Regions from separate parts of the Homo sapiens genome. Here regions 1, 3 and 4 are each linked to region 2. A link is a loop called in an ENCODE intact Hi-C map of the cell type or tissue named here. Cell type or tissue: endothelial cell of umbilical vein. All regions are shown on one strand. Region 1 has its middle 370 kb from the start of PTCHD4. Region 2 overlaps PTCHD4 (patched domain containing 4). Region 3 has its middle 41 kb from the start of MMUT. Region 4 has its middle 340 kb from the start of PTCHD4.

What was found. Peaks named below come from ENCODE experiments on the same cell type or tissue, not always from the same donor. Only the 100,000 strongest peaks of a DNase experiment are listed, where the experiment ranks them.
Region 1: it touches region 2 in a loop (17-fold over the local background); 9 of 110 quality-filtered maps call a loop at or near these places.
Region 3: it touches region 2 in a loop (6-fold over the local background); 9 of 110 quality-filtered maps call a loop at or near these places.
Region 4: a loop joins it to region 2, with 5 times the contacts of the local background. A loop is called at or near these places in 5 of 110 quality-filtered maps.

Annotation. Positions count from the first base shown.
Region 1 is chr6:48,473,221-48,481,220 of GRCh38, forward strand. No RefSeq gene overlaps it. Among named protein-coding and RNA genes, the nearest start is that of PTCHD4, 370 kb to the left of the region's middle. In endothelial cell of umbilical vein, a CTCF peak has its summit at 3,236 (motif pointing left); a DNase peak (open chromatin) is centred at 3,231.
Region 2 is chr6:48,083,317-48,091,316 of GRCh38, forward strand. All of the region lies in intron 1 of PTCHD4 (patched domain containing 4), which reads right to left. Among named protein-coding and RNA genes, the nearest start is that of PTCHD4, 24 kb to the right of the region's middle. In endothelial cell of umbilical vein, no CTCF peak of the experiment used is centred here; a DNase peak (open chromatin) is centred at 4,365.
Region 3 is chr6:49,418,285-49,426,284 of GRCh38, forward strand. No RefSeq gene overlaps it. Among named protein-coding and RNA genes, the nearest start is that of MMUT, 41 kb to the right of the region's middle. In endothelial cell of umbilical vein, no CTCF peak of the experiment used is centred here; no DNase peak of the experiment used is centred here.
Region 4 is chr6:48,443,026-48,451,025 of GRCh38, forward strand. No RefSeq gene overlaps it. Among named protein-coding and RNA genes, the nearest start is that of PTCHD4, 340 kb to the left of the region's middle. In endothelial cell of umbilical vein, no CTCF peak of the experiment used is centred here; no DNase peak of the experiment used is centred here.

The sequences.
Region 1 (8,000 bases), 390 kb after region 2:
GCTCCTGATTATAAGTGAGAACATGTGGTTTCTGGTTTTCTCTTCCTGCATTAGTTTGCTTAGCATAATAGCTTCCAGCTACCTCCATGTTGCTTGCAAAGGACATGATTGTGTTACTTTGTGGGAGAATCTTTAAAGTTAAGAAAGTATTTAAAATTTCTTCAAGATTTAAAATTCTGCTATGTTTCAAGATTAAAACATTTAAGCACTTTGAGTATGTGTGAATACATGTGCATATTTTGATTTTTCATATTATTTCATATTTCATACGTATTCTGAGAGTCCAATTGTGATGGAAAACTAGTATTGTATTCCGAAATTCATATGTATTCTGAGAGTCCAGTTGTGATGGGAGACTCTTTTTAAATGTAACATTAAAAAATATGTATATCTTACTCTTGAAGTTACAGTGGGAAAATTTCCAGATTCATAAGGACCTTGGTTTATAAATAAAAAGTGAGTGACAGTGGAAACTGCCTTTCCTCTTCACAACATGAGAGTTTTCCAGGGTGCGATTGAGCTAAGGATAGAGAATTTTTTCTGCTAAATGCTGGACAGAGAGAGCCTGCTTTGTATTCATTCCTGTTGTCCATTCATCCTACAATGGAGGGAAATAAAATACTAGAATGCTGCTCTAAATTTATCTGTGTCTCTCCCAAATAGTTACATGTCACAGGTAAATTTATTTGAGAGTTTATTTGCTTAACATATTAACCATTTGGAACATCTCTGATTGGTTAAAAAGACCGATCTTCATTCATCGAGTTGTTTTTAACACATTTTTATGCTTTGTTTTTCCTATATATTGTCAGGTTTTTCCTAAATAGATCTTATCTTTCATTTTGTCTAATAGCTGGAAAGTAAGATTCAGAAAGCAAATCTAATTTGTCCTAAAATTATGTTTTTTGATGCTTTTACATGTCTTGAGGTTTATGTTCAAATGTGTTAGGGAGTCTACTTCCTAGTCCTTCATGAATATGTTCAAATTTGGCAACACAGGAAAAGCAGCAGATTGTTTATTAAGTCATTTGTTACAATAAATGAATCACTTTTTTCCAAATATTGAAATATTACCCCAGGCGAAACTTCGTAAACTACAACAAAGTGATTGAGAATAGCTGTGATACATCTGGAAAGTGTTTCATTAAAATAAGGCATGCACACAGAGAGAGAGAGAGAGAGAGAGAGAGAAGTAGAAAGAGAGAGAGAGAGAGAATTACCATGTGACAAATAGGACAATCTCAGGGAACATCAGAAAAAGAAAAACTTCTGGGGGTTTCCACCTAGGCTCACTTAAGTAAATTTTTGCTGCCTCTCTTTTGGACATGCAAAGTGGGAAGGAGAGGAGGAGGTAGAGGAAGATGATCCAATAGAAGCCTCCATTAATTGTCCTCCCTATAGAAACACCACATTTATATCTACACAAAAAATACATTCATAAGAATCACATATCAGGTAAGCGATAACAGTGCCTGATTTTAACTTCATATCACTGAAAGAGGCACTAAAGGGAGTAGGAAAGAGCCTTGAACTTCCAACACCACTCCTCCCTCACCCAGCTCCCCTGCACCTGACAGTGGCCAGGTGGCACAGAGAAAGAATCTGTACACTCCGGGGAGGAAGAATGCAGTAACTGTGGGACTTTACACTGGAACTCAGTGCTGCCAAAACTGAGGAGAACTCAGACAACATGTGTGCAGGGACTATTTAGACTAATCCCAGCCAGAGGGCAATTGCCCATCCTAGCAGTCAGGCAGAACCTGAGTGTTGTCAAGTCTTGCTACTGTGGGCTAAAGTGCTCTGGGGTGCTACATAAACTTGAAAGGCAGTCTAAGCAGCAAGGATTATAACTCCTAGGCAAGTCCTAGTGCTGTTCTGGGCACAGAACCAGTGGACTTGAGGGGCCGCCAACTTAGTGAGACACCAGCTGGGGTGGCTAAAGGAGTACTTGCATCATTTTTCCCCAATCTCAGGAAGCACAATTCACAACTCCAAAGCAGACCCCTTCTTTCCACTTGAGGCAGGAGAGGAAACAGTAAAATGACTCTGCTTTGAAACTTGGATACCAACTCAACAGCAGAAGGATAGGGTACAGGGCAGAGTCATGAGGCCTTTATTCCAGTCTCTAGGGTCTGGAAAATATATCTAGACACACCTTGTCCAGAAGGGAACCTACTGCCCTGAAGGGAAGGACCAAGTCCCAGCAGGATTCCCCACCTGATGACTAAGGAGCCCTTGGGCTCTGAATAATTAGCAGCAGTGACTAGGTAGTACATGCCATGTGCCTTGGATGAAATTCTGAGATGTGCTGGATTCAGGTGTGACCTAGCACATTCACAGCTGTGGTGGCTATGGGAAGAGACTCCTTTTTCTTGTAAAAAGGTGAAGGAAATTAAAGGGGACTTTGTCTTGCAGCTTAGGTACCAGCTTGGCCAAAGTGGAGAAGAGCACCGAGAAGTTACTTGGGGACACTGATTCTAGGCCTTGGTTCTTGAATGGCATTTCTGTGCTTACCCTGAACTGTAGGGGAGTCCATTGCCCTGATGAGTGAGTCCTAGGTGTGGCAGCATTCACCAAAAACTAACTGACGAGCCCTTGGGGCTTAAGTGAACATCAGTGGTAGCCTGGCTGTACTCACCAGGGGCCTGTGGTGGTATGAATATGGAGAGAGACTCCTCTGCTTGGAGAAAAGGGAGAGAAGAGTGGGAAGAAGTGCATCTTGTGGTTTTGGTGCCAGCATAGCTGCAGGCGAATAAAGAACCAGGTAAATATCTAAGGTTTCTCACCCTAGGCCCTAGCTCCTAGACAGGATCTCTGGACCCACCTGGGTGTGGGGGAGCTCACTGCCCTAAAAGAAAAGACACAAGCCAGGCTGGCACTGCCACTTTATGATTGTAGAGTCCTAGAGCCTTCAATGAAGATAGGTGGTATCTAGGTAGTGGTTACACTGTGCCTTGGGCAAGACCCAGTGCTGTGCAAGCTTTAGGTCAGACCTAGTGCAGTCCCAGTAGTGGTGGACACAGGGGTGGTTCTGTCACCCCTCTCCCAGCCCCAGACAGCTCAGCACAGAGAAAGAAAGAGAGATTTCATTTTTTGGGGAGAAAGTAAGGGAAGACAACAAGTGTCTCTACCTGGTAATCCAGATAATTCTTCTGGAACTTAACAAAGACCATAAAGGCCATACCTCTGTGATGCTGCAGGAACTCCAGTGTTACTGGGGTTGGAGTGCCCCCTAATGCAGATATAGCTGCAGTGACTAAAACCTTAGCTCTCAACACCCAAGTGCCTTTGAATACCTGAAAAACTATCCCAACAAGAATGGGTAAAGACAAGCCCAGTCTATGAGAAGTACAATAAATACCTAACTTTTAAATGACTAGACACTGACAAACATACACAAACATCATGAACATGCAGGAAAACATGACCTTACCACATGAACTAAATAAGTCACTGGGAACAAATCCTGGAAAGACAGAGCTAGGTGACCTGTTAGAGAATGCAAAACGGCTGCTTTAGAAAACTCAAAGAAATTCAAGATACCACAGAGAAGGAATGAACAACTCCATCAAAAAAATTTAACAAAGACAGGGAAATATTTTACAAGAATCCAGAAAAAATTATGGAGTTGAAAAATGCAATTGACATAATTAAGAATGCATCAGGATCTCTTAATAGCAGCAGTAATCAAGCAGAAAAAGAATTAGTGAGCTTGAAGACAGGCAATTTGAAAATACTCAAGGGAGGCAAAAGAAAAAAGAATAAAAAAGAACAAAGTGTGCCTACCAGATCTAGAAAATAGCCCTAAAAAAGTTATTATCTAGCCTCAAAAGAGTTAATGGCCTTAAAGAGGAGGTAGAGATTAAGATGGCAGAGAAAGTCTATTCAAATGAATAATAGCAGACAACTTCCCAGACCTAGAGAAAGATATCAATATCCAAGAACAAGCAGGTTATAGAACACCAAGACGATTTAACCCACAGAAGCCTACCTCAAGCTATTTAATATTTAAACTCCCAAAGTTCAAGGGGAAAAAAAGAAGCCTAAAAGCAGCAAGAGAAAAGAAACAAATAGCATGCAATGGAGCTCCATTACATCTGACAGGAGACACCTTACCGGCCAGTGGAGAGTGGCATGTCACATTTAAAGTGCTGAAGGAATAAAATTTTTACCCTAAAATAGTACATCTGGTGAAAATATCCTTCAACCATGAAGAAGAAATGAAGACTTTCTCAGACAAAGGAAAGCTGAGGGTTTTTATCAACACCAGACCTGTCCCATAAGGAATGCTGAAGGCAATATTTTAATCAGAAAGAAAAGAATGTAAGTGAACAATAAGAAATCGTCTGAAGGTACCAAACTCACTGGTAATAGTATGTGCACAGAATATCACAGAATATAATACTGTAATTGTGGTGCGTAAACTCATATCTTAAGTACAAAGATGAAATAAAGAATTGATCAAAAATAATAGCTACAAGAACTTTTCAAGAAAGGAACTACAGCAAGATATAAACAGAAAGAGCAAAGAATTAAAAAATAGGGAGACGAAGTTGAAGTGTAGAGTTTTATTAGTTTTCTCTTGCTTGTCTGTTGTTTTATTTGTTTGGTTATGTAATCAGTGTTAAGTTGCCATCAGTTTAAAATAATGGGTTATCAGATAGTATTTGCAAACCTCCTAGTAACCTCTAATCTAAAAACATACAATGGATACAAAAAAAAAAAAGCAAGAAATTGAAACATACTACCAGAGAAAATCATCTTCACTAGAAGGAAGACAGGAAGAAGGAAAAGAAAAAAAGACGACTACAAGTATCTAGGAAACAAATAATAGAATGGTAGGAGTAAGTCCTTTCTTATCAATAATAACATTGAATATAAATTGACTAAATTCTCTAATGAAAATGTACATTGACTGAATGAATTAAAAATTATACCAAACAATCTGTTGCCTACAAGAAACATACTTCCCTTATGAAGACCCAGATAGCCTGAATATAAAGGGGAAGGACAAGATACTTCATGCCAATGGAAACCAAAAAAAGAGCAGTAGCTATACTTGTATAAGACAAAATAGATTTCAGACAAAAACAACAAAAAGAGACAAAGAAGGCCATTATGTAATGATAAAGGGGTCAAATCAGCAAGACGATTTAACAATTATAAATATATTTGCACCTACCACTGGAGCTCCCAGATATAAAAAGCAAAAGTTATTAGAGCTAAAGAGAGAGTTAGACAAAAGGAATTTTGGAAACCACACAAACAAATGGAAATAAAACAAAATGCTCCTGAATGACCAGTGGGGTCAATGAAGAAAGTAAGAAGAAAATTGAAAGTTTTCATTAAACAAATGGTAATGAAAACACAACCTACCAAAATCCATGGGATACAGCAAAAGTAGTACAAAGAGGGAAGTTTATAGCTGTAAGTGCCTACATCAAAGAAGAATATAAACTTCAAATAAACAGCTTAATGATGCATCTTAAAAAAATTAGAAAAACAAGAGCAAACCAAACCCAAAATTAGTAGAAAAAAATAATAAAAATGAGAAAAGAAATAAATGAAATTGAACTGAAGAAAACAATACAAAAGATCAATAAGCAAAAAAAGTTCTTTTGAAAAGATAAACAAAATTGACAAAACTTTAGCCAGATTAACTAAGAAAAAGAGAGAATACCCAAATAAATAATATCAGAGATGAAAAAGAAGACATTACAACCAATACTGCAGAAATTCAAAGAATCATTGTAGACTACTATGAGCAACTATATACCAATAAATTAGGCAATCCAGAAGAAATGAATAAATTCCTAGACACATACAACCTACAAACAGATCCATGAAACAAATCAAAACCTTATAACAAGTAACAAGATCCAAGCCATAATCAAATGTCTCCCAGCAAAGAATAGCACAGCACCTGATGGCTTCACTAATACATTTTACCAAACATGTAAAGAACTACTACCAATCCTATTAAAACTAATCCAAGAAATAGAGACAAAGGAAAAACTTCCAAACTCATCGTATGGGGCCAGTATGATTCTGTTACCAAAAGCAAAGATACATTAAAAAAAAAAAAGAAAGAAAGAAAAAGAAAAAAGAAAACTACAGGCCAATTATCTCTGATGAACATCGATGCAAAAATCCTCAATCAAATATCAGCAAACTGAATTCAACAATGCATTAAAAAGATCATTATTCATGACCAAGTGGGATTTACCCCAAGGATGATGGTTCAGCATAAGTAAATTAATCCATGTGATACATTTTATCAACAGAATGAAAGACAAAAATCATATGATCATTTCAATTAATGCTGTGAAAGCATTTGATGAAATTCAACATTTTTTTCATGATAAAACCCCTCAAAATACTTGGTATACAAGGAACATACCTTAACAGAATAAAAGCCATATATGACAGACCCACAGTTAGTATCACACTGAATGGGGAAAAAACTGAAAGTCTTTCCCTTAAAATGTGGAACACAACAAGGATGACCACTTTCAACATTGTTTTTTAACATAGTACTCGAAGTCCTAACTAAAGAAATCAGAAAGAGAAATAAATAAAGTGAATTCAAATTGGAAAAGAAGTCAAATTATCCTTGTTTACAAATTATATGATCTTATGTTTGGAAAAACCTAAAGACTCCATCAAAAAACTATTAGAACTGATAAATTCAGAAATGTCACAGGATACAAAATCAACATACAATAATCAGTAGCATTTCTATATGCCAAAAGCAAAAATCTGAAAAAGATCAAGAAAATAATCCCATTTACAATAGCTACAAATAAAATTATGTACCTAAAAATTAACAAACCAAAGTAGTGGAAGTTCTCTACAATGAAAATATAAAACACTGATAAAAGAAATTAAAGAGGACACAAAAATATTGGCATTATATTCTGTGTTCATAGACTGGAAGAATCAATATTGTTAAAATGTCCATAGTACCCAAAGCAACCTACAGATTCATTGTAATTCATGTCAAAATACCAATGACATTCTTTACAGAAATAGAAAGAAAAATTCTAAAATTTAGATGAAACTAGAAAAGCTCCAGAATAGCCAAAGCTATGCTGAGCAAAAAGAACAAGACTGGAGGCATTACATTACCTGACTTTGAATTATACTACAGAGGTATACTAACCAAATCAGCATGCTACTGGCATAAACACAGACACACAGACCAATGGAACAGGTGACAATAGTCAATAATAACTTAATTGTACATTTTAAAATAATCTTAAGAGTATAATTGGGTCAGGCAAGGTGGCTTACACCTGTAATCCCAGCACTGTGGGAGACTGAGGCAGATGCATCACTTGAGCCCAGGGGTTTGAGACCAGCCTGGGCAACCTGGTAAAACCCTCTCTCTACTCCAAATACAAAAACAATTAGCTGGGAATGTTGGCACATACCTGTAGTCTCATCTAATCAGGAGGTTGAGGTGTGAGAATCACCTAAGCTCAGGAGGTCGAGGCTGCAGTGAGCCATGGTTGAGCCACTGTACTCCAGCCTGGGTGACAGAGTGAAACCCCATCTCAAAAAAAAAAAAAAAGAAAAATGTAATGGGACAGTTTTTCACTCAAAGGATAAATGCTTGAGGAGATAGATACCCTATTCTCAATGATGTGCTAATTTCACATTGCATGCCTCTATCAGAATATCTCAAGTACTTCATAAATATATGCACCTAGTATGTACCCACAAAAAATTTTTTAAAAAGTCCATGCACCTAAACAGTAAGTTTATTTTCTACAATGGTTCCAAGAGCATACATTGGGAATAGGACAATCCCTTCAATAAACGATGCTGGGAAAACTGGATATTCATATACAGAAGAATGAAACTAGATCCCTATGTTTTGCCACATATAAAAAGAAAATCAAAAATGGATGAAAGACTTACATCTGAGGCCTCAAATTATGAAAGAAAAATGGATAAAAGACTTACATCTAAGACCTCAGACAAGAAAATATTGGGGA
Region 2 (8,000 bases):
AACAGATAGTAATAGTAGAGTATAATTTAATTAACAAAATACAATAGTAATAATAGAGTATAATTTTTGTAACATAGTTCTACTAAGAAGAAGAATGGAATTCTTTTTGGGTAATCACATTTGCTTAGTTGGATATGGTAGGCAGAATAATGGCCCTAGATATATGTCTACATCCTAATCCTTGTAGCCTTTGACTATGTTCTATAACAAAAGGGACATTGCAGATATAATTAGGATTATGGGGGTTAAAATGGAAGATTTACCAGAATTATTCAGGTGGGCACTTTGAGACAGAGAACTTTCTGAAGCTGGAGTCAGAGAGATGCAGCAAAATAAGTTAGAGAGATTAGAAGCATGAGAGGCACTTAACCTGCCAGAGGTGGAAGGGCCACATGGAAAGCATGAAAAAGAATGTGTCTGGAGTATCTAAGAGCTAAGATTAGCCCCTGGCTGACAGTCAGCAAAGAAATGGGGGCCTCAGTTATACAACCACAAGAAATCAAATTTGTTTAAAATCTGAATGAATTTAGAAGTAGAATTGTCCCCAGCGTCTCCAGAAAGAAACACAGCTATGTTAATACCTTGATTTTCGTCTCAAGAGATTTCTAAGCAGAGGACTCAGTTAAGCCACATTATACTCAGACTTTTGAGCTAAATATCTGTGAGATAATAAATGGGAGTTGTAAGCCACTAAGTCTGTGGTAATTTGCTATAGCAGTGATTAAAAAAAAAACCTCCTATATGGGGTTCGAATTTAGCGTTCTCAACCATCAAAATTAATTGCAAATATTAATCTCTTAATGTTGATCTGGAATGAAATTTTGTGTGTTTCATCTATGAAATTTCTTTCACACAGCTATTGCCAACTACTGTTAGCAATCTACAAAGCATATGATTTAATTGGATTTGTTTATATCTTAAATAAAAGGAATCTCTGTATTCTACTGGATACTTCTCTTGATATTTGACTTTTAACATGTGATTACATTTCAGATTAATCACTTCCAATTGAATGTTAGATGGAAACTCCACAGTTGCAGTTAAATGGATTTTGAAATATGAAAATTCCTTTGCACTTTCATCATAGTCACAAAAATGCTGCTGTAACTGTATTTTTAGGTCAGAAAATTTTAGTAGTGAGTAGTTTAGCTCACTACTAATTTGTGGAAGAGTGTACATCTAGTTAATTGTTCTAATGTTTGGCAGCACAATGCATATAGAACATTTGACATTATTTGTGACTCAATATCAGTTTTTGTGGAAATGACTACTGAAATATACATTTCACATATAAGCACTATTTGGCTTTTCTTAATGTTCTTTAAGAAACACTTTTAATTCTACAGGAATATCTAATTTCAAAACCGCTCAGTGTTTTATAACAGTGATTGAGAGTACTTTTCTTTTTTTCTTTCTTTCTTTTTTTTTTTTTTTTGAGACAGAGTCTCGCTTGGTCTCCCAGTGTCACTCAGGCCGGAATGCAGTGGCACGATCTCAGCTCACTGCAACCTCCACCTCCCAGGTTCAAGCTGTTCTTCTGTCTCAGCCTCCTGAGTAGCTGAGACTACAGGTGCACGCCACCACACCTGACTGATTTTTTGTATCTTAGTAGAGACGGTGTTTCACCATGTTGCCCAGGCTGGTCACAAACTCCTGAGCTCAGGCTATCCCCCTGCCTCGGCCTCCCAAAGTGCTGGGATTACAGGTGTGAGCCACCCAACCAGCAAGAGTACTTCTCATTAAAAAAAAAAAAAATTAGTCTGGGCCCTGAGCTCACAGTCACCCGATAGTTAAGTCTGCAAGAGTGAAGGAAATTTACTGTTGATGGTATGGTTCAATAGCACACAATGGATTCAAATATTTTCTGCAAAGTACCTGCTGATGAATAATACATGCATAGCAAGGGGTTTAAATACCTTACATTTTTACAAGCTTTGTAAATTTATAAAAATTAAGTTATTTTCTGCTTCATACTTATTTTTATCACTATCAGTTATAACACATCTTAGCAGATTCCACTTCAGGTCATGCTTAATTAGTGTTTTCTTGGCTTTTTTTAGAACATTCTCACATATAAGCATATTGATAGAGGTTAATTTTCCAGTCACTTCAAACTTGCCATTGACTTCTCTAATAAGGAACAACTGACTAGAATTGATAACATGAGTTGATCATCAAGAACCAAGAAAAGCCTCTCAAGATCATTTGCCTTTTTCATTTTTAGCTGACTATTGATATACTCACAGTGTTTTCAATTCTTTGAGAAACTATTCTTGCCAGAAAGTTGACAGTCCTAATTACTTTCTCTAGCTGCATTTCTTTAGTTGCTGCAATCACTCATGATTTTATACTACAACATCAGCAAAAGGATTTCCTTGCTTGGCTGATAAGTGAGCTGCTGAGAAATTTAGTTGCAGCCTCATTTTTGTATTTCATTTTTTGAAGAAATTCTGTCATGATAAGATATTCCATTTACAATTTTCTATTTTTTTCAGATTGCTGTTTATCTATGAGTTAGGGATGTGATGCGTGCTTAGTCTGGTAATGGCAATATTTTATTCTTTTAGCTGAGCTATCGTGTCATTGCTTAAAAAACAAACTTTTTTTCATCTAATTTGACAATGAAAGAATCCACACTCCATTGTACTATAAGACTGCAACGTTCAGAGTCTAATATTTTTTGGTTTTGACATGACCTGTAACAATAATTAAAAAAAAAAGTGGTACAGCAATATTCACAGCATCCGAAATGTTGTAGAATTATAATTGTGTCACTATGATTTACAGTGGACCAAAGAGCAGTGCAAAGCAATAAGAGTGCAAAATATGGTCTGTGTCACATACTCGACTCTGATGTAGTGGTGTGAAAGCAGCCACTGACAATGTGTAAACAAATGAGCAGCGTTATGTCCTAATAAAAGTTTAATTATGGACACTAACACTTGCATTTCATACAGTTTTCACTTGCACAAAATTATTATTCTTTTCTTATATTCTTACCTTGACAATTTAAAGAAGAAGACCCCATTCTTAGTTCATTATTTATAAATAAACAGGCAGCAGTCTGAATCTGGCCTTTGGGCTGTAGGTGGCAGACTCCTGCACTAGAAGAATATTCTTTAATAAAAGTCTAGTATCCATCAAAAAAAAAAATCAAAAAAATTCAAATACAAGGAAATATTACCAATTTCTGTTTTTTTTTCCCTAATATATATCAATGAAAAATAGCAGGGCAGAACAGGGATTGTGGAGGCAAAAAGGAGAAGATATACTCACTTATTTTTCAGAGCAAGTCTGCTTACAAATGAACTAAACATTTTGTGTCTATGAGTAGGAGACAGTAGAATGATGTAAATAAAAAGTGGCGTTTGCATTTTTCCCCTTAGCTTTTCTTATTTTCATGGGGGAAAAAGACTCAGACTTATAAAGTTATAAAGTGAGTATGTGTATCAAGGAAAACATCCAATATGTAGAAAGAAATGAAACAATTCCACCTTGAGGCTCTATGGTTGCTATGTATTTTTTAATCACCCCACAAATGTTAATATCTGTCCTACCACTTTTGTTATTCTTGTTCTTTTCTAAATGGGTGAATAAGAATCTTTTCACGTTAATAATGCCTTTAGTTACTATTTTTTTCAAAATTATATATTAAATATAAAGGAACTGTTTGTTCCAAAGTAGGCTTTCAGCAGAGTTAGAGAAGCCTAGCACTTAAAACACTGACATGGTAGACACAGAGACTGCTGCCAATTCCACTCCTATCACCTACCCACCAATCCTCCCCTCTTTTCTATGCCTATGTCTTTGTCTGTGCAGTAATGTGACATGGCATTTGTTTCAGGACAGGTCTAGCCTCAGCCCAGAAAAATGTGAAATGGATTTAATGTTAACTCTTTGTGACCATCTTTCAGTTTTTTTCTCCTCTGGTCTGTCCAGTTTCTTCTGATCTATCCAGTATCTTCAGTCTATCCAGTATTTTCAGCAGCTCCAACACTCTGAGTCTTATATTTAGTAGTTGTTTTTTCCTCTATGACTATAACTAATATCTTTATGCTTTTAAGCAATAAAATAACAAATTTCATAAACAAAATTGTCTACTAATATAAGTTACTAATAAGGAATTATAATGTAATAATGATGCTGTTAATATTAATGATGTTAATTATACTAATTTACATTCATGGGGCCCTTACTAAGAGACAGGACCCTTGCATACATTGTCTTATTTAATCTTCAAAATAGTCCTAGGTGGGCAGTAATCATTGTTACAGGGTTCTAGGTAAACTAATTGAAGCTCTAAGAGGATAAATAACTTTCTTAAGGTCTCATAACCACTAGATGGCAGAGCCTGGATTCAAATTCAGAATTATCGTTCTTCAAAGCCTGCATATTTATTTTAAATAGGAAGCTGACAAAGCAAATGGAAAAAGTCATACCTATCTAAAAGAATTAACCTACTGTTGTGTGAACTCTCCTTTCCTTCAGCTCTCAGTTTTGAGTTAGGCCAGTAAGACAAGGGTCAGTCATTTTATCTATGTATATTTAGTCTTAATGGAACAATTATATGGTGGTCCTTAAGCAGTTAGATTTTAGTTAAATCATGTAGTATACAGAACATGTTGACATAAAAACAACTAACTTATCAGTAAGAATATTAATGTTATTTAAAAATATATAACCCAATTGGCTGCAGTAAAGTAAGACTGTAGCCATAATTTTATTTCAAAAATCAAAATAAAATTTTAAGTGGGCATGCTAGGTTACAAGACCATCAATAAGGGAACTCAGGATCATAGATTCCTTGCCATTTCCCATAAGTTTTATAAGGTAGCATGTAGTGTTTTGTTGATCTGATAAAACACAAAGCAATATTCTTTGTGTTTTTTAGAGGTCTCATTTGACAGCCTTTTAGTGTGCCCCGTTTGGAAGGGTGGGTCCCCTAAATCAGAACTGATTAATTTTTCTCTCTTAACATAATTTAGATGCTCAACAAATAGGTTGATTTGGTTTAAGGAAATCTAATGAAAATCCTAAGTTCTTAAATGGGTAAGTGATTTGTAGTTTACAATATTTCCTTTCTTCATAAAAAGCAATTGACCTTTTGGGCTCCGTTTAATGACTGTCAACTGATAGTGTTAAAGACGACTATGGAATAGAGCAAACAAAAGCTGTGCATAAAATGAATGCTCCTAAATTTGGATGATTGTGTAAATGTGAAAGTTATTGAAGGTGACTTATCTCTTAAAAGCTGTGATATGAAAATCAGCAAAAATCCAGCTAAGTCTGACAAATCTTGTAGGAATACCATTAAGCATTCGATGAACTAAAACGCTGTGGTTTTAGTGCAGTGAAAATTTACATGTTTCACACAGTCAGAATTAGCTCTCTTTTCTCCTGTCACATAAGCTTTGCCCAAATCTCTAGTTTAAAGGAATGGGGGATGGCCAGGTGCAGTAGCTCACTCCTGTAATCCCAGCGCTCTGGGAGGCCGAGGCGGGTGGATTACCTGAGGTCAGGAGTTCGAGACCAGCCTGGCCAACCTGGTAAAACCCTGTCTCTCCTAAAAATACAAAAAATTAGCTGAGTGTGGTGGCGGGCGCCTGTAATGCAGGTTACTCAGGAGACTGGGGCAAGAGAATCGCTTGAACCCAGGAGGCGGAGGTTGCATTGAGCCAAAAATCACACCATTGCACTCCAGCCTAGGCAGCAAGAGTGAAGCTCCATCTCAAAACAAATAAATAAATAAATAGGAATGGGGGTAATCATTACTATGATGCAAGCTTTCCTATGTTGAAGACAGAGGTACACCAGTGCCATAATGGAGTGAGATCAGTAGCAGCAAGGGCAGAAATTTCCAAAAGACTAATAGCAATTAAATAGTAGTGATAGCAGAAGAATTTACCATGTCTGTATTCTAAAGCAGACATGGTTTTAGGAATAATCTAAGTATTCTTTATTTAATACTTTCCATAATATTGAACTCTGAGACTCTGGGAAATTATGATCACAAATTAAGTAGTGGAATAGGTTGAAATCCTGTTATTCTGTCTCTGTGGGATAAAGAAGAATCACAATAGCGATAACCACACAGAAATTTTTGTTTTAACAGATTTTAGTGATAGATAATAAAATCTTAACACATGTTAATGCATTTAGTCATATAGTCATTGTAAAGACAACTAATAACCATATTCAGATATGTACGATTAGAGACCAACAATGAATCTTTTGAAAACTAATGTATAGATTATTGTTTTAATTTTAACCTTTATTGACCCGTTATTGAATTGCAATCTTGTATATGATTTTGTAGTTTTTTGTTCTTAAACGTCAATCCACTTAATCAGCTCTTTAAATAGTATTTGATATCTCACAAAGCCAGTTGAGCAAAACCTATTCATTGTGAAAGCATTCAATGTATTTATCAATTGCATTTGAAATTCTTATTCCCAAAGTTGTGAATCACAATTTTATGTCCCATGTGTGTCTCATCTTATGCCTACCTTAATGATTAGGGCTTGCCATTTGTCCACATTCTGCACTACCTGTAATTACTTTGCCTCTTTTAAAAATTCTATTCTTTTCTTTCTTTCGTATTTTCCATCTGCCTTCTTTGATTCAGAAGTCTCTTTTAGTTGAAGACTCAATTTGATTTTATTTTTAAATGTTCATCACTGTTCTATATAGTTTCTCAGAACTATTTCTCCAGTTTCAGTCCTTATCACTAGATGTAGACTATGCAATATATATTAGTTCTTAACATAATATCTGATACAGTTAATTCAGAATCTACAGTGTTATACAAATTTATTATTGTCTGTTTAAAGTTCAGAGTAGGTGATGCATTTAGTGTTAGAAATTCCAAAATTAATTATGAAAAATATTAAGTAAATATGCATTCAGAAATGCATGCAATTATTATAGTCACTGCATATCTACTATATATTGTGTCAATATTTTTAGATTAACATTTGTCATTTTTACATGATCATTGGATTTGTCTGGAGGGAACGTCATTCTCAGGGAAGCCTATGAAAACATTGCCCCTCCATAGTAAATAGCTGCTATCTGCCGAACATTTTACTTAAGTAATGGATAGTTAACTTATATTGTTTCTAATGCTCACAACAACACTGTCAAGCAGATATTTTTGGTGCCATTTTGCAGCAGAATCATAGAGGTTATTCTGTCAATATCTGTGCCAGGATTTTAACTGAGACCTGCCTAATTCCAAAGCCTATGATTTTTTCTACACTAGGCTGGAAAAAAAAATCTCAGAAGGGGTAAAATAACTGTTTCACGAGAAAACCAGGGTATAAAGGGCTTCTGAATCCCCTGAAATCACCGTGCATGGGGCTGGCCATTCAATAATGCAGACAATACATCATAATGTAGAATGCGCATTGGTAGGCAGCTGGGCTCCATAAATGTTCAAATCATTAAAAGAAGACACATGTAATATTCATCAACAGTTTCACTTCAGTCTTGATTTGATTGCTTCATTCATGACAGATGTAAAGTCACAATAGCACGTTCAGTCATCCTTTAAAAGAGCATGCTCCCACATTATTTAAATAGAGTCCATTTTTTTACAACTTTAATTTGTGGCAAAGTTTTCAGTTTCACACTTACAAACAAGTGTGAACCTGAAATCGCTTTTTCTATTAAATTTTATTTGAAAATTTTATTTGAAAATTTCACAGTAAGCAATTTCTGATAACTTACATCTACTTCTGGGTTGATGGTCACCAATAGCAAGGTAAACCTTGGCAAAATTATCATCATTTAGGATTACTGATGTGAGGAAACATACAGATTAACAAAAATCATTATATGTTAGTATGCATTAGGCACTCATTTTAACCTTTTAAATTTTTTATGGCTTTTACTCTTCTTAACCTAAAACAAAAAGCATAATTATTGTCATTGTTGAGTGGCTAGTAAAGGTAATAATAATAAAAAATAATAATAAAATAATAAAAATGAATAAAAATGAA
Region 3 (8,000 bases), 1.3 Mb after region 2:
TAAAAAGAAAAATCTAAATTGAGCAGAAGTAGCAAAAATGGCGAAGGGGCAAGTGTCTCCGGCTTCTGCTGAAATAGCCTGGCTGAGGCCATGGATGCTTCTCAGAGAGAGCATGGGAGTTGCATGAGAATGAAGCTGTCATCTACGGAAATGGAGCAGACTTTGGTGATATCCCTGGTATAAATTCTTGTCTCCACCACTTGACTGAAAAGCCATTTTAGTACTCTGGGCCCATTTCTCATTGGGAACCATGACACGTTCTTTTTAGGGTGATTGCGATAGTTAAATGTGAAGTGGCCAGCACAGTCTGTGCAGATGTCACTTGTCTTACCTCTGATCCAATTCATCCTGTTTCCTCCACACCTTTCCTTTCCTTTTTTTAACTGAGGACTTCATCTTTACAGGATACCACAGTCTTTTATTCAGCTTTCTTCTCCCTCCGTATTGGATATTCATTGCTAATGGAAATTTATACTCTTACCACAGAACTATTTTGATGCCCAGATCATTTGACATGAACACTAACCAATCAGTGTGCCTTCTTTTTAATGCTCCAAGTACTTTTGTTAAGAACATTTGTTAGGACAACCACATTCCATGGTTTCAGGTAAATCCCTTGGCAGACAATAATGAGCAGGTCAGGAGAGTCCTTGGTTTCCATTTGGTTAGATTTTTTTTTCCTCTATAATCCTTTATTTCCCCTATTCAGATCAAGGGTTTATTATGACCCAGTTCTCATGTTCTTAATAACCATGGAAATCAACACGTCAAGATATAAGGTCCATCCAGAGTTTAGCCTAAAATATATTTATTAAACCCTAAATCTGGTTTGGTTCTTCTTTTGTGTTTGGTTTTCTTTTAATCTATACTTTTAGGGAATGCTGAGTGAATTTGTTCCAGAAAGTCCTTATGAAAAAGATGCAAGTAGAAAAGTAGAGAGGAAAATGACAGGGAATTTCATGGAAAATAGACAAAGAAAGATTTCTCTTTACATAATGTCATGTAAGAGCTTAGGAGTTGCCCCTATGTTCACTATTTTTTAATAAAATTAACTTGACCTGCTTTCACAAAGGAACTTCTAGTCTTAAACATTTGGAATGTGCTCAGTTGAATAAACTCTCAAACAATTTCTTTTTCCTACTTAAAGTTATTCTGAGATATACAACATTCAGTGGAACTTTTATAAGAGAGGTCAAAAGCAGAAATAATTTCTAAAAGGGTGAAGGAATATTACTGACATTGTCTGACCTTCAAGCAAATAAAGCAAATCTGCATTTGTGATCCTATGAACTATACCATGAACATGGCATTTTCAAAAAATATTTTATGGGCCAGTCCTCCAAGTGTTATTTAGCATCTCATGCAACAATGAGAACTTATCATATAGAAAAGTGAAAATTGTTGCTGTGATGTGTGCAGTTGATAGAGAATAGAAATAGCCTTCTCAGTAGCTAATAAAATGCCATCTGGAAACACCTTTCAACACTGATGTTACATTTTATTTTTTTAATGCACCAGAGACTGCATGGAAAATTAGGTTTTGTGAAAGCTAGCAAAGTGGCATGGCCATTGCCTTTCCTTGGGAGTTTGTCATTTATATTTATGATATTGTTTCTAAACTGACAAGGTGACTCAAATTAAATCTATTTGCAGGACTTACTTTGAATGTGCTGCTGTAGATTTCTATATATCACAAATCCACACCTTGAAAACTGACTAAATAAATATCACACCTTACTTACTAGTGTCCTCTGATATTTTTGGTAGTCAATGTGAAATAGAAGGTCAGATTTTGTTTTCCTTCCAGTCTTAATGGAGTAAAAAATTTTGCCCATTGTATTATTAGATAACTCATACATTTGTTTTCTCTCTCCCTAAGGGAAGTAAAATGAGCATGTCTTCAGTTTACTCTGTCTGAGACACACATTCATGCAAAGAGCATTTAAGGAAAGTATTAAGGTATTAAGAAACCTGAGGCTAAGCAGGACAAATAAAAAAAAAACTTGCCCAGAATCCAACAGCTGGGAAGGGGCTGAAATAGAGCTACAACCCAGGTCAGCCTATTGCCCAAGTCCATGTTCTTTCCAAAACTCAGTATGTTCACAGAATTCAGCTGAGATACAAAATCCTAGATGTACAATGATAAAAGCCTACAGAGGAAACTTGATCAATGCGACAGAAAGAAAGAGAAATTTGTTTTCAAACTGAAGTCAGAATCTTAGAAATGGAAGGCATTATACCCGTCAATATAGATTACATGATTAGATTACTTCCACATCATCTGCACACACACACATGTGCACATGCGCAAGCACACACACACACACACACACACAAATATTCACATGCATCTGTGTTAAAAATACTCCAATTATTGAATACAAATAAACTGACAGAGGAAATGTGTCTATAAGAAGAGGTATGCATGCAGCATTTCTTAGCACCCTGCTTTCTTTCCACTCTTGATTACCTATGGAGTGCAGAGTTCCTACTGACATTATCCTAGGAAGTATACTATCACACATATATTGATATTTCCTGATTCTTGAATTAAATTTGACCTCAGTTTTCCATATTTGCATGGAAGATAAACAGTAGGGTAGTAGAGTGAATGACAGCCTACGTTGCACACAAGTAACTAAAAAATATTTTTGCTGCCAATTTCCTACTGTTTAGGAAAACCCATTGCAAGAACGTGCCTTAACAACATTTCCTCTTCCCTATCCCTTTTCCCATTCCATTACTCACACAAATCCCCTTTTCACATTATCACCTCCTATATAATCTCTCCTAGATCAAAATGTATGTGTGTAAATGACCTAATATGGAAGATCTGTTAACATCTCTATCAGAGCTATTTAGTTTACTCTGAGTTCTAACTGAAATTAAAGATGTGGTCTACTGTTAAAGAATGTCCAGCACAATGTAGGATGCAGGAAATTATTTTGGGGCAGCATCTCTGAAATCATATGAGTTGATTTTTTGTTGTTGTTCTACAATTTATTGTCCCACTGAATAGTGACTTTGAAGAGTTTCAGAAATTTTAAACGAGTAAAACTGCTATTTAATATCATGTCTATTATGGTAATCTCAAGCAGTCACATCTTCAGAAAAACAATAGAGGAAAGGTATTTCACATACTGTTTTTACTCTGCTCAAGAATGGTTCATATGCACAGATTGACTAACAATTGGATGTTTAAAGAACCCTTAGCTGGATTCTTAGCAAATGGAAGTGTAGAATTATCCCAAATGCCTTCTATAGTAAAGTATGACATTTGGGAGGATAAAAGAAAATCATTTTGAATTTTGGCACAAAAAAATTCTTTCTTTTCCTGGATTATTCACTTTATGATCAAAATAAATCTTAGTCAAAGAGCTTAGTTCTTTGGGAGAAGTAGCTTTCTGTGCCAAATAGGAAGTGATTAAATTTTCTCACCTAAAAAAGGCAGTAAACACAGGTTATCTCAATTATTTGGCCTATTGCAAACATCGTCTCTATGATCTACTTTATATTAATGATGCTGTCAATCTAGATACATATAAGGCATGTCTGAAAAGTTTTACTCCCCCAAATCATAAAATCGTTTGCCAGTAGTCTAGTTATCAGATTCTTTTGTGACCAATAACGTATTTAATACAACCACCCCGGGTCTGAGTAAGGGTTTTACAAAATGGATTGAAAGTAAGGGGCCTATTGTGAGCTAACTTATGCTTTTAATAAGCAATCCTAAAGGATTTCAAAGCAGATCAACCATATGCTGTGACTTAGGAATTATCTCTCTAATCACAGAGGCCTTGGCCAATCCTAGGCAAAAAAGAAATGCAACTTGAAGTTAGTAAGCTAATTCAGTTTTTTAAAAAAGATATCACAGTAACATGTTAATAAATGATAAAATTCATACCCTATATTTTCAATCTTATCTCCTTTTATGAATTTCATGCTCTGTCCATTTAATCCCTGTCATTATTTAGGCTCCATATATTGTCTGTTTTTGAAGGTTTTATTTCTCTCACAGAAGAAAATTAGGAACCTGTTTTATCTTCTCCTCAAGGAAAAGAATCACGTGGTAAGCAAAGTTTTGTTTTCAAAGGTTGGATGTGAGACTGTTACAAAGTATAATAATAATTACTATAGCAAACATTTATTGTGGTTTTTACCACATGGTGCACAGTTCCAAAAAGTTACATGCATTGTCTCATTTAATTCTTGTAACAAACATTTGAGCTCTATTATTATCCCTTTTTTAAGACAAAAAACTGCAGCACAAAATATGCAGGACTACAACAGTGCATGTCGACAAAGTAAATGGCTGTCTCTGGAGTTGGACAGTGTATGACCCATGCACAATTAGCAATGGCCCTTGCAGTCAATGTTTTTAGAATTAAATTTAAATGTTCTGGCCCGGCACAGTGGCTTAAGCCTACAGTCCCAGCACTTTGGGAGGCTGAGAGGGATGGATCACTTAAGCTCAGGAGTTCAAGACCAGCCTGGCCAACATGGTGAAACACTGTCTCTACTAAAAATGCAAAAATTTGCCAGGCCTGGTGGTGTGTGCGTGAAATTCCAGCTACTCGGGAAGCTGAGGCACAAGAACTGCTTGAACCCAGGAAGCAGAGGTTGTAGTGAGCTCAGATCATACCATTGCACTCCAGCCTAGCTGACAGAGCAAGACACCATCTCAAAAAAAAAAAATTAAATGTTCAACTTAATATTAAGCTTTCTCAGTGTATTTGCAATTTTTTCAAATAATATTTTTATAGGCATAGGTACCCTAAACCAATGAGAATATGTTACAGGCAAAGAGGGCCATCTGCCTACTGTCCTTCAATTCTTGATGTCTAGATAACCATCTTATTCTGTCTGACAAAAAATTGCCACTAATATTGCTCTGATGACCATATGGTCTGATGAGAATGACAAAACTAAAATAAAGGCAATAGGACAGAATGCTTAAAGTCAAGTCAAGATGGTTCAGAAAACCTGAGAATGTCATCAGTGTGGCTCTACTTTTCTACCCCCTTAAGCAAGCTCAGGGCTCAGCTTTCCATTCACAGAAGGAATTGAACAGCAAAAATGTCTCTTTACTAAAGAGACATATAGCATTTACTGGGCATGTGTAGCTCTGCAAAATCACAGGAAAATCTTTGTTTTTATTTTCTAAAAGTAATAGCATATTAAAATTTGGCAAATGATAGTCAACCAATAAAAGTATATGGTATCATGAATTCATAGCATTTGTCTGAATTAATATTTTGCCTATGGTTTCAGAATCAAAGGGTATTGGAATAATCCTGCCAGAAGTTATTAAATTCTGCCTTTCCCTGTTTTTCAGGACTTCAGGGGAATTATGGTAAATAGTAAGAAGAGGTCAGTATAACAATAAGAGGTTTGAATGTAAATGGAGGAAACAGTTCATGGAGAACTAGTAACTTAAAAAGGAGTCTGTGTGAGTTAGGGATGGATTCACAGAATATAATTCAGTATTAATCTCATATTATTCTAGTATGACATGTAGCACAGTTCATAAACAATTATCAACATTTAATTTTATTGACCACAGATCAGAATTACAAAGGGTGACCTTAGGAGCATCTAAGTAAATTATTAAACAGACATGATTTTTCTCAGAGTGTTTATAGCACCTAAGGGTTTCTTGGATGGGCATCATTTCAAATACAGTGTCAGGAAAATAGAATAATCCTGAACTTAGGGAGACACCTACAGGTACAGTAGGAAAAAAAATAATAAAACGAGGATCTGAGAACCAGAAAACAATAGCATTGTGTTTAATTAGGAAAACCAAAATAGTTCTTCCTTGAAAACATTTTTGAATGCTTAGAGCATTTTTCATAATGATAAGCACAACATATACAAGGATATCTTAACAGCAAATATATGGTTTTTCAATTTTATCTCTCAACTTTAGGCTACTTCTACAATCAAACTTTGTCTAATGGCCTAAAAGACGACCCACAGTTCTTTGAAAGTGAGTTAGGATTTACTTATTGGTAGAAATAACATTAGTTGTCATCATTGTCATTATCATTATCATCATCTTCATTATCATTTTTACTGAGTGTCTACCAAGCAGCAATAAGTATATTTAGATATTAATCACTTTGGCAAGTTTTTTCTTCAGTTAAAATAAAAATATTTCTGGTAGAATAAATATATTTTGCATTAATAGACATTTTCACCATAACATATATGGTTTTATTAGATTCATTTTTAAGAATAGGTTTTTGACTAGTATGAAGTGCAGAGGAGTTTAAGGATGAGAATGGAGGGTGGCAGTGACATGTGGCATAATTTTGTTAGCAAATAGACAGACCTAGAGCTTTTTAAAAGCTTCTCCCCTCACCACCCACCCCCCATTATATGAATTCCCATTCTGTGAGATGAAAATCAAAGGAAGGAGTAATCATCCAAATTTTTTTATTGTTTTCTGTTACTTTAATTTAAATCTCCAGTTCCACGCAGGTTTTGCTCAGAAAGGACACCTCTCCAAAGCTCTGCTTCACTTCCTGTACTTAAAATATTTATACAATAGTTAAATTTTCATTACGTTACAGGAAGAGAATTTTCATGTCTTCAGTGCCCCCTAAACACATCATTCTGGTGCTCTTCTGGTGCCGGAAAAGCTCAGAGAGCTCTAGTATGGACACAAATTATCACTGAGAAAAAAATTCCCATCATTTTACCTTTTCCTGATTTTGACATTATACCAGTGTATTCAGTCATGAAATCACTGCACATCAAAAGAGGTCCACAGAAAACAACCAAAATGGGTGAGGGGATATAGCAGATTCCACACAGCAATACCTAAGGATCTAGAGACTTTTTTAAAAAAGATAAAATCTAGTTTCTGTCAAGCCAATCTTCCAAAATAAAATCATATCCTCTCCATTTCTGACGTCTCTCATCAGCACCTAAGCAGATAAGCTTAGATACTTTGAATTCTCTATTATATCACTATAACAGCCTTTTAATTCTTTTCTCCGTCATTGCCCACATAAAAAGCCATATTCTATCTGCTGTGCTGAAACAATCAGATTATTTCTCTGGTTAAAACTCTTATATGGCTCTCTATAATCTTCAGGATAACAATCCAAATTTCTTAACAGCATAAGCCTCTAAATAATCTGTTCTCCGCCTACTGCTTGGTTTCACACCTTAACATTCATTATTTCTATAAAATAATAATAATAGGAACACTAATACAATAATAACAATATAATAACTAATATTTACAAAGCCTGTATTATGTGCCAACCACTGTCCTAAATATATTGTTTTTATTTTGATAAAATATTTATATAACATACAATTAATCATATTAACCATATTTCAGTGTAGAGTTCTGTGGACTTAAGTGCATTCCCATTGACCTGCAACCATCACTGACATCCATCTCCAGAACTCTTTTTCTCTTGCAAAACTGAAACTCGGTAGCCACTAAAGAATAACTTCCCCTTTTCCCCTCCCCTCCCAGCTCCAGGGGACCACCATTCTACTTTTTTCTCTGTGAATTTGGCAACTATAGAAACCTCATACAATTGGAATCATACAGTACTTGTTTTTTTTTTTTTTTTTTTTTTAAACTGGCTCATTTCGTTTAGCAAAATGTCTTCAGGGACGCATGAGCATATTGTAGCATGTGTCAAATTTTCTTCCTTGTTAAGGCTGAATAATATTCATTGTAAGTATATACCACATTTTATCATGGACACTTGGGTTGTTTCTACCTTTTGGTTATTATGAGTAATGCTGCTATGTGCTATGAACATTTGTGTCTTTGTTAACAAATTACCATCAACTGCATGGCTTAAACAACAGGCATTTATTTCTGTTATTCCAGAACAGGCAGTTCTGGAGGCTGGGAAGTAGAAGATCGAGATGCTAACCAGTTCAGCTCCTGGTAAGGATTCTCTTGAAGATGGCTGCCTTTGTACTGTATCTTCACCTGACCAGGAAAACTCTGGTCTCTTCTTACAAGG
Region 4 (8,000 bases), 360 kb after region 2:
TAATTTCATTTATTTGTATTTTTTTCCCTAGTCTGGCTAAAGGTATGTCAATTTTATTATCAAAAATACAACTCTTCATTTTGTTGATCTTTGAATTTCTTTAAGTCTATATTATTTATCTTTGCTATGAGCTTTATTATTTCCTTCCATCTATCAATTTTGGGTTTAGTTTGTTCTTGGTTTTCTAGTTCCTTGTGGTGCATGGTTAGGTTGTTTATTAGAAATATTGTTTTCTTTTTTGACATAGGCATTTAGTACTATAAAATTTCATTTTAGAACATCTTTTGCTTTGTCCCATATGTCTTGGTATGATGGGTTTCCATTCTCATTTGTCTCAAGGAATTTTTAAATTTTCGTTTTATTTTTTTCATTGACTCATTGGTTATTTAGAAATGGGTTTTTAAATTTCCATGTATTTGTAATGTTTCTAAAATTTTTCTTGTTGATTTCTATGTTTATACCATTCTGGATTGCAAAGATATTTGGTATGATCTTTATTTTCTTACAATTGTTAAAACTTCTTTTGAGGCCTGACATATGATTGATCCTGAAGAATGTTGCATGTGTAGCTGAGGTGAATGTGTATTCTGCAGTGGCTGGATGGAAGGTTTTGTAAATATCTGTTAAGTTCATTTGGTCTATGATATAGTTTAAGTCTGAGGTTTCTATTTATTCTCTGTTTAGATGCTCTGCTCAGTGTTGAAAGTTGAGTTTTAAAGAACTTTATTATGATTGTATTTCCATCTATTTCTCTCTTTAGATCTAACAACATTTGCTTTATATATTTGTGTGCTCCAGTGTTGGGTGCATACATATTTACAAATGTTATATTGTTGTTTAAAAGTGTATCTTACTAAATAATCATGGTACCAAAGCATTCATTATTATAATGGTGGTCTCTAATGCCTGTTTACTTTAATACAATGACCAAAACATAGCAGTTAATTAAGCAGTTGGACATTTAATTTGTTCGTTAATTCATTTATTTAGTACCATAAGAAGTAGGCTGCTTCTTGTTCAAAATGTTACTCAGCTACAGAAAAAAGTTATTTCATTCAAACACTATGCAAAGAAAAGAAATGTGCTATGACATCAATACAGTTAGAGTGAGAATACATGACCAAAAAGAAATAAATTAGCTCATGAGATAAGACTTAAGATACCATAATTTCAAGATGCATTGGTTCTGTAAATAATAGGAAATTATTATTTTTGCTTGTTTTGGGGAACTAACATAATTCATCAGCAAGAGAATGAAGGAGACAACACTTTCTGTAGATGTCAGTGACACTCATCAGTTGATAGTCCAACTGAGGCAGCTGTATTTCTTTTTTTAACTGAAAAATTACACTGGAAAATAAATGGAATTTAAACATCTTGTGGTGATTGGCTTTTTGGAGAAAAGAGTATCAGTGATGGAGAAAGTGGATAGAACAAAATAATTAGCATTAGAAATCTTTATTACTTTTTAAAACTTCATCAATTTTTAATGTCTCATTTTAAATTGGAAATAATATATTGGAAATATAACAAAATATTAAACATTAAACATTATATACTTATATGCATATAACATAAAATATTAAACATTATATACTTATATGGTGAACTAAAATCTATCTACCTGAAGATTAATTCTAAGGAAATGAACCATATGTTTAGTTTTCTTTTTTTATTTATCAAAACTATAAAAATAGCAAAACTGATTCATTATGAATTTCTCATTATTTCCCTTAATTCATCCACATTTTAATAGAAGTACTAATGCCTTTTAAAGAGCTATAAAATAATCTCATCATAAATATGATGATCTCCCAAATCATGATTTACAGAAATAACATTAACTTAGGTAGACTTTTTAAAATTTCCATTTTAAGTTATAAAATATAAAGAAAACACTCCCTAGATATAATTTGGAAAATAAAGTATGAAGTAAAAATAAAAATCACCAACAATACCATACTGAAAGATAAATTATTTAACACTTTAGTTCCTTTCCTTATAACTTTTATATAATGTATTTATGTGCTATGTTGAATACATACAAATTTTGTCACCAACAAAATGTCATTTTTTTCTGTCATTCTCTTACATTTTATTCAGTAGGAAACATTTTTCTGTAGCCACTGGATAAAATATCATCAGAGTGATGACAGTTTGCTCAATCTGAACTAATAGGCAGTCTTTTCAATTTTCAAGCCCAGCCCCTATTCAAAATTTAAATGCCTCCTCTAATATAGTAACCAAAATTCTGGACTTGATTTGCCACTAATTATTCTCCATTCCTTCGAGTCCACTTCTTGTAATCGCACATTGAGCACAGGGGGAGTGGTGTCTTTTCATTCTCCTTCCAAGTAACTATCTGGTCTTAAGCCTCTGGCACTAGGACTTGAAGACAGAGGAGAGGGAAAAAAGAAATATTCCCCACTTGAAATGGTGTCAATGAACACAAGCTCTATGCTTGCTGTAGTCTGCTAGATACCTTAAGACTAAGCTCCTCTCTCTTGTAGTTCTCTTGACTTGAGTGAATACACTGGTAGTCAGTTGGGAACCTTCCTTGAGTCCTGAATTTCATTTGCGCTTCTTGTTGTTGACATCCCTTCGCTTTTCTAGGAAACCATAAATGACCTCACACTTTTCCCTTGTTTGCTAATATATGGTTCATGGGCAACTTGCATGCATTTACATCTCATCTTCAGAAAAGATCTGGTTGTGCAGGTCAATTCCAAAATAACAACCCTGTCTTGTCTCTGCCCCACAAAAAGTTAGGAGCCTTTATTTGCTTATCTGAACTTCACAGTATTGCTTTAGGTACAGGTTCTGAAAACTGGAAGAACTAAGTCATCGTTTCAAAGTCTAAACTTGTATTTTCCTTTCAATTACATATTGAGAATATGAGTTTGCTTTCATTTTCCCATGTGTAATGTCTGACTTTATATTTGTTTAGATTGTGCTCTGATTGGGATAACTAAGTATTAAATCAAACTGTCTTTGGTTTTGTGATGATTATTTCTTCTTAGAAAGTCATTGGCATACAGATAACAGATAGTCTTCTATATTCCAATGTTTATTTCCTTCTTAAACATTATTTTTCCTTTTCTTGAGTAACACCAAGTTCTCTGTTACCCTTCAAATTTTCTTCTTTAACGTATTATTTATCTGAGTTTAGTAATTAAATGTTAGAATCATTTGACGTTCTACTTAAGGCCTACTTTCTATCTCTGAGAGGGAATTTTATTTATTCTCATGTATTCAGTTGCAAACCATATATGGAAAATTACCAAATGTATATCTACATTGCAGAGTTTTCTCTTGACTCATAAAGGTACATTTACTCTTTCTGTTTAACACCTGTTTCTGGCCAAATTTTCTAAGAATTAGATGACAATTCCCCACCCTCCCCCAATTTATTTCTTCTCCAGTGTTTACTATCTCAGCAAATAGCTCAACAAATACCTTGCTCCTAGAGTACATGAAATTTGTATTTGACGCTTTGCTCACTCTTAGCCTCTAGATTCAATTAATCACCCAGACATCAACTTCTTTGTGTAAATATCATGTGAGTTCATTAATTTATTTGAATTTCTTTTGTCATCCTAATTCCTATTATTGTTTACCTTGGTTATCACACCATCTCCTAGACTAGGTGAAGTTATATATCATTCTTTCTCCTTCGAGAATATTCTTTTTTTTTTTTTTTTTTTTTTTGAGATGGAGTCTCGCTCTGTCACCCAGCCTGGAGTGTGGTGGCGCGATCTCGGCTCACTGCAACTTCCGCCTCCCGAGTACCTGGGACTACAGGCACGGGTGCCACCATGCCCGACTAATTTTCTTTTTTCTTTTCCTTTTTTTTTTTTTTGAGACGGAGTCTCATTCTGTCACCAGAGTGGAGTGCAGTGGCACAATCTCGGCTCACGGCAACCTCCGCTTCCCGGGTTAAAGCGGTTCTCCCGCCTCTGTCTCCCAAGTAGCTGGGACTACGGGCACACGCCGCCATACCCAGCTAATATTTTGTATATTTAATACAGGCGTGATCCCCCCGCCTCGGCCTCCCAAAGTGCTGGGATTACAGGCGTCAATTTTTTGTATTTTTAGTAGAGACGGGGTTTCACCGTGTTAGCCAGGATGGTCTTGATCTCCTGACCTCGTGATCCGCCTGCCTCGGTCTCCCAAAGTGCCGAGATTACAGGCGTGAGCCACCGCGCCCGGCCAAGAATATACTTTACATGACAATTAGGTACTTATAAAAAAACATAGTGATTATTTTACTCTTCTGTCTAAAACTCTCCAATTATCCTCTATTTTTATTAAAGCCTCAGATTATTAACATTGCCCATGATGTGTCATTGTCCAATGAGATAAACCGTGTTTATATCTTACCCAATTCTTTGTAAGGTACATTCCACCTAGAATGACTCATTTTTTTCTTTTGTGTTATTTCCCCTCTTAATGCGTTTGCATATAACACTACCTTACGTAAATCACATGCTACTAGCCTCCTTCCCACCCACCTATATACTACGTATACATAAAGCCACTTTTGCCTCATTAGTGTCACACTTGATGTAACTAACTCAGGGAAGACTTATGAACTTGACGCAAGTTTGATTTTACCATTAATTGTAGAAATTTCTTAAAATGCCACTCATTTCTACCAAATTGTTTAATGTGACTCTAATGTTGACTGCAACAGTATAGACAATGTGCATTTTATTCATCACTGTATGTCCATAGTCTTGAACAGTACTTAATACAGGGTAGGTACTCAAATATTTATTAAACAAACCACAGCTTTAACTGTAGTTCATGATCAATAGCCTAAATGGGCAGAATATTTAAAGAAGTGAAAGAAAACAGTCATTTGTCTAGTTCCCATAGGCTGTTATAGAAAAGTATAAAAAGCTTCCAGAGGAAAGTTTTTGGAAGTCTTTTAGATATTATGTGCCAGGCAACTGGTGAAGTTCTCAAGCCAGAAAATTCAAGTACAACTCTAGTGTCCTTTTCTATAAGACAAATCCTCACTTCACATTATCAGATTTCATAGACTCTTATATGTGTCTGTCTATTACTGTATTCATTCAGCTAGATAAATAGGGAAGAGATGAGGAATAGAAGAAGAATATAATACTTAACAGATGCACCTTTGGGTGATAGAATTAAAAGCACTTAAAAATTATTCCTTGGCCGGGTGCGGTGGCTCATGCCTGTAATCCCGGCACTTTGGGAGGCCGAGACAGGCGGATCACAAGGTGAGGAGATTGAGACCATCCTGGCTAACACAGTGAAACCCCGTCTCTACTAAAAATACTAAAAATTAGCCAGGCGTGATGGCAGGCGCCTGTAGTCCCAGCTACTCAGGAGGCTGAGGCAGGAGAATGGCGTGAACCCGGGAGGCAGAGCTTGCAGTGAGCCGAGATCGCGCCACTGCACTCCAGCTTGGGCGACAGAGCCAGACTCCGTCTCGGAGAAAAAAAAAAAAATATTCCTTATACTCTTGGTATTTTACATATAACTATACCCATTTTAATTTCATAATTATGTATACTTAGACATAAAATATTATTAAACAAAAGGCTGTATCAAGCACACATGTCTACATGAATTTAACTAATGTTTATTAAATGTGATGGATGGGTACTCCATTAGTTTTAATTTTACCAAGATATTGGTAAAATTGTTTATCAGAAGTTTCTCATTATTTATCCTCAGTAGAATCTGGGAGACAACACAAGACATTTAGAACTTTCTTTTTCCATTAATACGTCATAAATTGGAGAACCAGAAGTTGTTATGAAGATGTGTATTAGATTGGAAGTTTAGAGATACTGGCTGTCATAGGCTATCATTATTGAAAAAGCAGAGTACATGGCTACCCCAATAGTTTCTTTGTTTTTCATATATATTTCATTAAGATTTGTAATAATATTTTAGGCACAAAGACATCATTAAGTTGCAATGCTCCTCAAAATAGAAGGTGAGCTAAATTTTCTCCATGTTGATGTCTGTCCCTCCTAATCATTAAGAAATTTGTAACTTCTAAAAATTAACAAGTAACTACATTTCAAGTATTTCTATGAGCTTTGCAACTTAAATATATCTGCAGTGGAGAAGAAAGGAGGACTTGCATAAACCATTCTCTGCTTTCTTAAGTGAAATCCTTCCCTGCCACACAGCAATTATGTCCTCTGGTGGATAAAAAGATGAATGCGTGAGATTACTATTTTAGGATCTACACGCTCTATTTGGATGTAACTCATTTATAAACTTATGAAAAATGGCTAATAAATCATTTCTATTTTCAAATAAAAGCATACATAAGAATGAAAATTGTCATAATTATGTTTTTTTCACTCTGTATGCATATATTTTGTAATATTCTGATTTGATTATTTTAAAAATAATAATTCTATCACCATTATCAGCCATGACACTTTTATAGGACTGGTGACATGTCTTATTTACAGTAGTGAAAACTGATTGGTAAATAGTCAATCTATTTCATGTTTTCAATTTTTTTATGCATGTAAAAGTGTTCATAATAGCCTTGAATTATCTTTTGTATTTCTGTGGTGTTGGATGTAATATCTCCTATTTTATTTCTCATTGAGCTTATTCAGATCTTCGCTCTTCTTTTCTCGGTTAATCTTGCTAATGGTCTATCAATTTTCTTTATCTTTTCAAAGAACCAACTTTTTGTTTCATTTATCTTTCATATTTTTGTGTTTCAATTTCACTTATTTCTGCTCTAATCTTGGTTTGTCTTTTCTCTTACTGGTTTAGGGTTTGGTTTGTTCTTGTTTCTTTAGTTCCTATACCTTAGATTGTCTACTTGTCCTCTTTCAGACTTTTTGATGTAGGCATTTAAGGCTAGGAATTTTCCTCTTAGCACCACTTTTGCTGTATCCCAGAGGTTTCAATAGGTTGTGTCACTATTATGATTCACTTCAAAGAATTTTTAAATTCCCATCTTGATTTCATTGTTGACCTAATAATCATTCAGGAGCAGTTAATTTAATTTCCATGTATTTGCATTGTTTTGAAGATTCCTTTTGTAGTTGATTTCCAATTTTATTCCACTGTCGTCTCAGTATCTTGAAATAATTTCAATTTTCTTAAATTTATTGAGACTTGTTTTGTGGCCTGTCAAATGGTCTATCTTTGGGAAATTCCCTTGCACTGATGAATAAAATGTATATTCTGCAGTTGTTGGGTAGAATGTTCTGTAAATATCTGTTAAGTCCATTTGTTCTAAGATACAGTTTAAATCTGTTGTTTCATTATTGACTTTCTGTCTTGATGACCAGTCTAGTGCTGTTAGTGGAGTATTGAACTCCCCCACTGTTACTGTGTTGCTGTCTATGTCATTTCTTAGGTCTAGTAGTAATTGTTTTTTAAGTTTGGGAGCTCCATTGTTAGGTGCATGTATTTTTAGAATTATGATATTTTCCTGTTGGACAAGGCCTTTTATCATCATATAATGTCCCTTTTTGTCTTTTTAAACTGCTGTTGATTTAAAGATGGTTTTGTCTAATATAAGAATAGCTACTCCTGCTTGCTTTTAGTGTCCATTTGCATGGAATGTCTTTTTCTACCCCTTTACCTTAAGTTTATGTGAGTTCTTATGTGTTAGGTGAGTCTCTTGAAAGCAGCAGATCCTTGATTGGCAAATTCTTATCCATTCTGCAATTCTGTATCTTTTAAGTGGAGCATTTAGGTAATTTACATTCAATGTTATTATTGAGATGTGAGGTATTATTCCATTCACTGTGCTAGTTTTTGCTTGAATACCTTGTTTCTTTTTTATTGTATTTTTGTTTTATAGTTTCTGTGAGATTCATGCTTTAAAGAGGTTCTGTTTTGATGTGTTTCCAAGATTTGTTTCAAAATTTAGAGCTTCTTTTAGCAATGTACAGCCCTCCTAGCTTAAATCAGGAAGAATTAGAAACCCTGAACAGACCAATGACAAGCAGCAGGATTGTAATGGCAATAAATTACCAACA